Linked DNA regions of Homo sapiens: region 1 is linked to region 2. A link is a contact called in ENCODE Hi-C or POLR2A ChIA-PET data. All regions are on one chromosome and are shown on one strand. The core of a region is the stretch at or near the end of the contact, and the rest is flanking DNA. Distances in the headings are between cores, read along the strand shown.

Region 1 (3,154 bases), core at 103-2,602, 45 kb after region 2:
CATGTTAGCCAGGATGGTCTCAATCTCCTGACCTTGTGATCCGCCCGCCTCAGCCTCCCAAAGTGCTGGGATTACAGGCGTGAGCCACCACGCCCTGCTGATTATTTCTTGATTATATGCTAAACAAGAGGTGGATTATTCATGAGTTTTCCGTGAAAGGGGTGGGCAATTCCCAGAACTGAGGGTTTCTCCCCTTTTTAGAACATATAGGGTAACTTCTAGGCCAGGCATGGTGGCTCACGCCTGTAATCCCAGCACTTTGGGAGGCCAAGGCGGGCAGATGACCTGAGGTCAGGAGTTTGAGACCAGCTTGACCAACATGGAGAAACCCCATCTCTACTAAAAATAAAAAATTAGCTGGGCGTGGTGGCGCGTGCCTGTACTCCCAGCTACTCGGGAGGCTGAGGCAGGAGAATCGCTTGAACCCGGGAAGCCGAGGTTGTGGTGAGCCGAGATTGCGCCATTGCACTCCAGCCTGCACAACAAGAATGAAACTCTGTCTCAAAAGAAAAAAAAAAAATAGAACATATAGGGTAACTTCTATATGTTGCCATGGCATCAGTAAACTGTCATGGGGCTGGTGGGAGTGCCTTTTAGCATGTTAATGCATTATAATTAGCTTATAATGAGCTGTGAGAACAACCAGAGATCCCTTTCATTGCCATCTTGGTTTTGGTGGGCTTTGGCCAGCTTCTTTACTGCAACCTGTTTTATCAGTAAGGTCTTTGTGACCTGTATCTTGTGTCAGCCTCCTACCTCATCCTGTGACTATGAATGCCTAACCTCCTGGGAACGCGGCCCAGCAGGTGTCAGCCTCATTTTACCCCGCCCCTATTCAAGATGAAGTTGTTCTGGTTCCAACGCCTCTGACATATTAGCTGCATCATTTTACATTTCTTTTTTTTTTTTCCTTTTAAATGGGGTCTTGCTCTGTCACCCAGGCTGGAGTGCTGTGGTATGATCTCGGCTCACTGCAATCTCCACCTCCGAGGTTCCAGCGATTCTCTTGCCTCAGCCTCCCGAGTAGCTGGGACTACAGGCACCCACCATCATACTGGGCTAATTTTTGTGTTTTTAGTAGAGATGGGGTTTCCCCATGTTGCCCAGGCTGATCTCAAACTCCTGGGCTTAAGCAATACAGCCGCGTTGGCCTCCCAAAGTGTTGGGATTACAAGCATGAGCTACCCCACCCAGCTCATTTTACATTTCCACTTGTTAAACTGAAAACTGGCCCGAGAAAGCTTCTGTACTGCCATCCTTGCGTCCTTGCAGATGAATCGTAACCTAGCATAGTAGGTAGGCAGACTGAAAACCTAACTTAGCAGTAGGCTTCTGTAACAACAGCTGTGTCTCAGCCAGTTCCTGCAGCCAGACTTCAACCACTCACAGGCCGCAAACTGTTCAAACTGTGTTCGGAGAAGGCGAATTCATCTGGCTGTTAACGTGCCTCACTTCTGCTTTCTGTGGCCACTTTCCCTTTTCTGTCCATAAATTTGCTTTGACCACACAGCATCCCTAGAGTCTCCCTGAATCTGCTGTGATTCTGGGACCTGCACCATTTGTGAATTGTTTTTTTTTTCCTTGATCAGCTAAACTCTGTTCAATTCAATTTGTTGGAAGTTTTTAACATACCAATGGTGCACCAAGGTTCCAATTTCTCCACTTCCTCATAAATAAGTCATTTTAAATGGCTTTTCAGTATTCCAATATTTGGAAGTATTAATGTTTCTACCAATTTTCTATTTTTGGACATTGAGGTTGTTTCATTTTTTTTTTCTTTTTTTGAGACAGAGTCTCGCTCCGTCACCCAGGCTGGAGTGCAGTGGCCTGATCCCGGCCCACTGCAACCTCCACCTCCCTCCTCAGCCTCCTGAGTAGCTGGGATTACAGGTGCATGCACCACCACACCCAGCTAATTTTTGTATTTTTAGTAGAGATGGGGTTTCACCATGTTGGTCAGGCTGGTCTCAAACTCCTGACCTCAGGTGGTCCACCTGCCTTGGCCTCCCAAAATGCTGGGATTACAGGCCTGAGCCACTGCGCCTGGCCTCATCTTCTTGATATTAATGTTGCTTTAACATCTTTGTCCCTGTGTTTTTTGTTTTTTTTTTTGAGACGGAGTCTCATTCATTCTGTCACCCAGGCTGGAGTTCAGTGGCGTGATCTCAGCTCACTGCAACCTCTGTCTCCTGGGTTCCAGTGATTCTCCTGCGTCGGTCTCCTGAGTAGCTGTGTTCCTGGGTCTTTCGATGGTTATTTAATACTTCCCTACAGTAATGCCCTGTGCGTACATGCTAAGTGTGATGAAATGGTTGGCACAGTTAAATCTTTTGAAAGACATTGCCAAGTCACTCTTCAGAAAAGTGATAGGAGGTCATAGCAATTTTAAGAAGTCCTCATTTCTACATTTCCTTACTAATCTCGGTTGGTGTCTCTTCAATCTTTCCTCACACTTTTCTTGGGTTTTTCCTGAATCATGAGTCTACTACATTTACACATTTTAAAGCATCTTTAGAAACAGGATCTCATTTTGTTGCCCAGGCTAGAGTTTGGTGGCATGATTATAGCTCCTCATACTCCTGGGCTCAAGTGATCCTTCCACCTCTGAAACCCCAAAATTTGAGAAAGGTCTCATTTAATTTAGAAAGTTTATTTTGCCAAGGTTGAGGGTGCACACCTGTGATGATATACGAGTTAAAAAGAAATTATTTAGGCAGATACTGAGGGTAAGAAAGTCCTCGGTAAGGTTTTCTTTTCAATGAAAAGCAGCCCCCAAGCATTTTCTTTTCTAACAAAGAGCAGCCTGTAAAATCGAGCTGCAGACATACACAAGCAAGCTGGAAGCTTGCACAGGTGAATGCTGGCAGCTGTGCCAATAAGAAAAGGCTACCTGGGGCCAGGCAGATCCAACATGGCGGCTCCATCTTCCCTTTCCTTGTCAACCATGTGCACAGTAAGGAGCAGGCAACATAGTGTCCCCCGAGTAGAGACCAATTTGCATAATAAAAGGTGAGGGTAGGGTGGGCAGCTTCTTTGCATGCTATGTAAACATTATGCCTGGTCCAACCAATCTTTGGGCCCTGTGTAAATTAGACACCACCTCCTCAAGCCTGTCTATAAAACCCTGTCCATTCTGCCGCAGGCTGGAAGACCC
Region 2 (3,195 bases), core at 181-2,680:
GTAATAGAATAAAGATATGAAAATTGTGAATTCTATGAAATATATTTCCTTATACTCTTGACATTTTAAATTAAAAAATCAAGAATCTTTTTAGGCCAGGCGCGGTGGCTCACACCTGTTAATCCTAGCGCTTTGGAAGGCCAAAGTGGGCAGATCACCTGAGGTCAGGAGTTCAAGACCAGCCTGGCCAAAATGGTGAAATCCCGTCTTTACTAAAAATACAAGAAAAATTAGCCAGGCATGGTGGCGGGCACCTGTAATCCCAGCTACTTGGGAGGCTGAGGCAGGAGAATCTTGAGACGGAGTCTCACTCTGTCGCCCAGGCTGGAGTGCAGTGGCGCGATCTCGGCTTACTACAACCTCTGCCTCCCGGGTTTAAGCGATTCTCCTGCCTCAGCCTCTGGAGTAGCTGGGGCTACAGGCACCCGCCACCATGCCTAGTTAATTTTTTTGTTTTTTTATTTTTCGTAGAGACGGGGTGTCGCCATGTTGGCCAGGTTGGTTTCGAGCTCCTGACCTCAGGTGATCTGCCTGCCTTGGCCTCCCAAAGTGCTGGGATTGTAGGCATGAGCCACCATGCCCAGCTGAAAAAGAATCTTTTCAGTTTTACTTTTTAAAACTTTTGCACTTTTACAAAAAGTAAAATACACATATGGGGACATTTAAAAATTAAACATTTACCGTGATCACCTATGCCAACTAGTTCCATTTGTACACTGTCTTAGAGTTGATAGAGTACAGTGCATCACTGAGGGAGGAGCCGACTCACACTGACGAAGCTCACCTTTGAAACGGTCTCGGCTCCTCATGCACTGCTGCTGGTCTCTGCCAGTGAGGGTCTCATCAAGCAAAGAGCTTCCTTTGTGTGGCCTAAGAAATGCCAGGTGGACATAAACCTCCTTTATTTTGCTGTTTAAACTAGGTTTGCGCCTGTCAAGTGCGAGCCACAGGAAAAATGTATGCCTGCAAAAAGCTACAAAAAAAAAGAATAAAGAAGAGGAAAGGTGAAGCTATGGCTCTAAATGAGAAAAGAATTCTGGAGAAAGTGCAAAGTAGATTCGTAGTAAGTGTCTCCTCTTAGTCTTCACTGTGCATTGTTTGATTCATAGCACTTTTGTCAGCCGACATGCCGCTCAGCTCACGCTCACTGAAGCCGTGGAAGTCATTTCTTGTTTTCTGAGTTTATGTGGGGGTTTGCTCTTTTTAGTAACAGTTTTGTTTTTAGTAACAGCTCTCTTCTTTCTTATTCAAACCTTAGAAAACATAGAAGGAGTGATACTGCTTCTAACTTCTGGTTTGTTATAAATCTGTAGTCCCCCGCCTCCCATTCTGTCACTCTTCACACCTGCCAGCTTGCAGAGGCTCCAGGTCCATTAGTTACCCGTGTTTCTTGGTGAATTGCCCTTTCCTTTCCCTTATCACAGCCAGCCAGAGCTTATCTCTGTTTGCTCTCAGCCTCCAGTCAATTTCTCTGGCCCCTGGGACACTGTGACTTGGCTGTGCTTGAGGATACCTTCTCTCTCTCTCTCTCTTTTTTTTTTTTTTTTTTGACACAGGGTTTCGCTCTGTTGTCCAGGCTGGAGCGCAATGGCACGATCTTGGGTCACTGCAGCCTCAACCTTCCAGGCCCAAGTGATCCTCCTACCTCAGCCTCCCAAGCAGCTGGGACCACAGGCACACACCACCATGCCCAACTAGGTTTTAATTTTTTTATTTTTATTCTTATTTTTTAGAGATGAGATCTCTGGCCAGGCGCGGTGGCTCACACCTGTAATCCCACCACTTAGGGAGGCCAAGGAGGGTGGATCACCTGAGGTCAGGAGTTCGAGACCAGCCTGACCAACATGGTGAAATCCCGTCTCTACTAAAAATACAAAAAGAATTAGGTGGGCCTGGTGGCGCGTGCCTGTAGTCCCAGCTACTTGGGATGCTGGTGCAGGAGAATCACTTGAACCTGGGAGGCGGAGGTTGCAGTGAGCTGAGATTGCACCACCGCACTCCAGCCTGGGCAACAGAGCGAGACTCCGTTTCAAAAAAAAGAGAGAGAGATGAGATCTCCCTATGTTGCTCAGGCTGGTCTTGAACTCCTGGGCTCAAGTGATCCACCTGCCTCAGCTTCCCAAAGTGTTGGGATTACAGGTGTGAGCTACCACGTCTGGCTGAGGATACCTTCTCTAGCCCCCTTCTCATGTGGGCCTCCTCCCTCTGGCCTCAATCTGCTTTCCGTCTTTTCCTTTTTCTGGGAAGTTTACCGCTAGGCCCTCAACTAGCATATCCCAATTGTATGAAGCCCAAATACCACCTTCCCACCTTTCTGGAAAGGACAGAACATTGGGCGGACTGGTATGAGCTCAGGGGAGCAGTTCCAGGCTTTACGGTGTGCATTGTATAGTGTGGTTCTCATCTCCAAACCCAGTTTCTCTCTACCTAATTACATATGTCCTGTAGCAGCTACTGAAGTATGAAGACTGGTTGAAGGGAGAGTGTGAACGAGAATTTATAAAATGATTTGTAGTGTTAGAGCTATTTCCTCCAAGCCATTTATTTCTTAGCCCGGAGGTTAGCTGCTTTGTGCAGGGGGACAAATGTTCCCAGTGTACCTTCACAGCCAGCATCTGAATTTAATAGCACAGTGTGGGGCCGGGCGCGGTGGCTCACGCCTGTAATCCCAGCACTTTGGGAGGCCGAGGCAGGCGTCAGGAGATCGAGACCCTCCTGGCTAACACAGTGAAACCCCATCTCTACTAAAAATACAAAGAATTAGCCAGGCGTGGTGGCAGGCGCCTGTAGTCCCAGCTACTCAGGAGGCTGAGGCAGGAGAATGGCGTGAACCCCGGAGGCGGAGCTTGCAGTGAGCCAAGATCACGCCACTGCACTCCAGCCTGGGCAACAGAGCAAGACTCCATCTCAAAAAAAAAAAAAAAAATAGCACAGTGTGTGTATATGATATGTCACTCTCATGTGCAATTACTTGAAAATCTGTAATAAAATGGGCTTATCTGGGAGTTGCTTTAAACATATTTTTTGGCTGGGCTTGGTGGCTCATGCCTGTCATTTCAGCACTTTGGGAGGCCAAGGTGGGAGGATCACTTGAGCCCAGGAGTTTGAAACCAGCCTGGGCAACATAGGGAGACCCCCATCACCCTATTTTTTTTTTTTTTGATACAGAGTCTCGCACTGTCTCCCGGGCTGGAG

Evidence for each region. Hi-C counts contacts between places; a loop is a spot of excess contacts on that map. ChIA-PET counts read pairs that join two places held with the same protein, here RNA polymerase II (POLR2A). Pooled maps may share reads with other maps.
Region 1: a pooled map shows a loop between it and region 2 (2.0-fold over the local background). The contact joins two enhancer-like sites. A Hi-C loop is called at or near these places in 3 of 37 single-sample maps with no recorded cell type and 5 of 50 pooled maps. POLR2A ChIA-PET finds 5 or more read pairs at or near these places in 4 of 52 experiments (AG04450, activated CD4-positive, alpha-beta T cell, activated T-cell and 1 more).

Annotation. Positions count from the first base shown.
Region 1 is chr4:3,057,824-3,060,977 of GRCh38, forward strand. It overlaps HTT-AS. Among named protein-coding and RNA genes, the nearest start is that of HTT, 15 kb to the right of the region's middle. RefSeq lists an enhancer at 1,195-1,274. Within about 2 kb of position 1,353, at least 3 of the 41 ENCODE cell types and tissues checked have a DNase peak (open chromatin) inside an H3K27ac peak, as active enhancers do.
Region 2 is chr4:3,012,766-3,015,960 of GRCh38, forward strand. GRK4 (G protein-coupled receptor kinase 4) reads left to right here. Exons shown (of 16, transcript NM_182982.3): 8 at 923-1,063. Among named protein-coding and RNA genes, the nearest start is that of GRK4, 51 kb to the left of the region's middle. RefSeq lists an enhancer at 953-1,012. Within about 2 kb of position 1,431, at least 3 of the 41 ENCODE cell types and tissues checked have a DNase peak (open chromatin) inside an H3K27ac peak, as active enhancers do.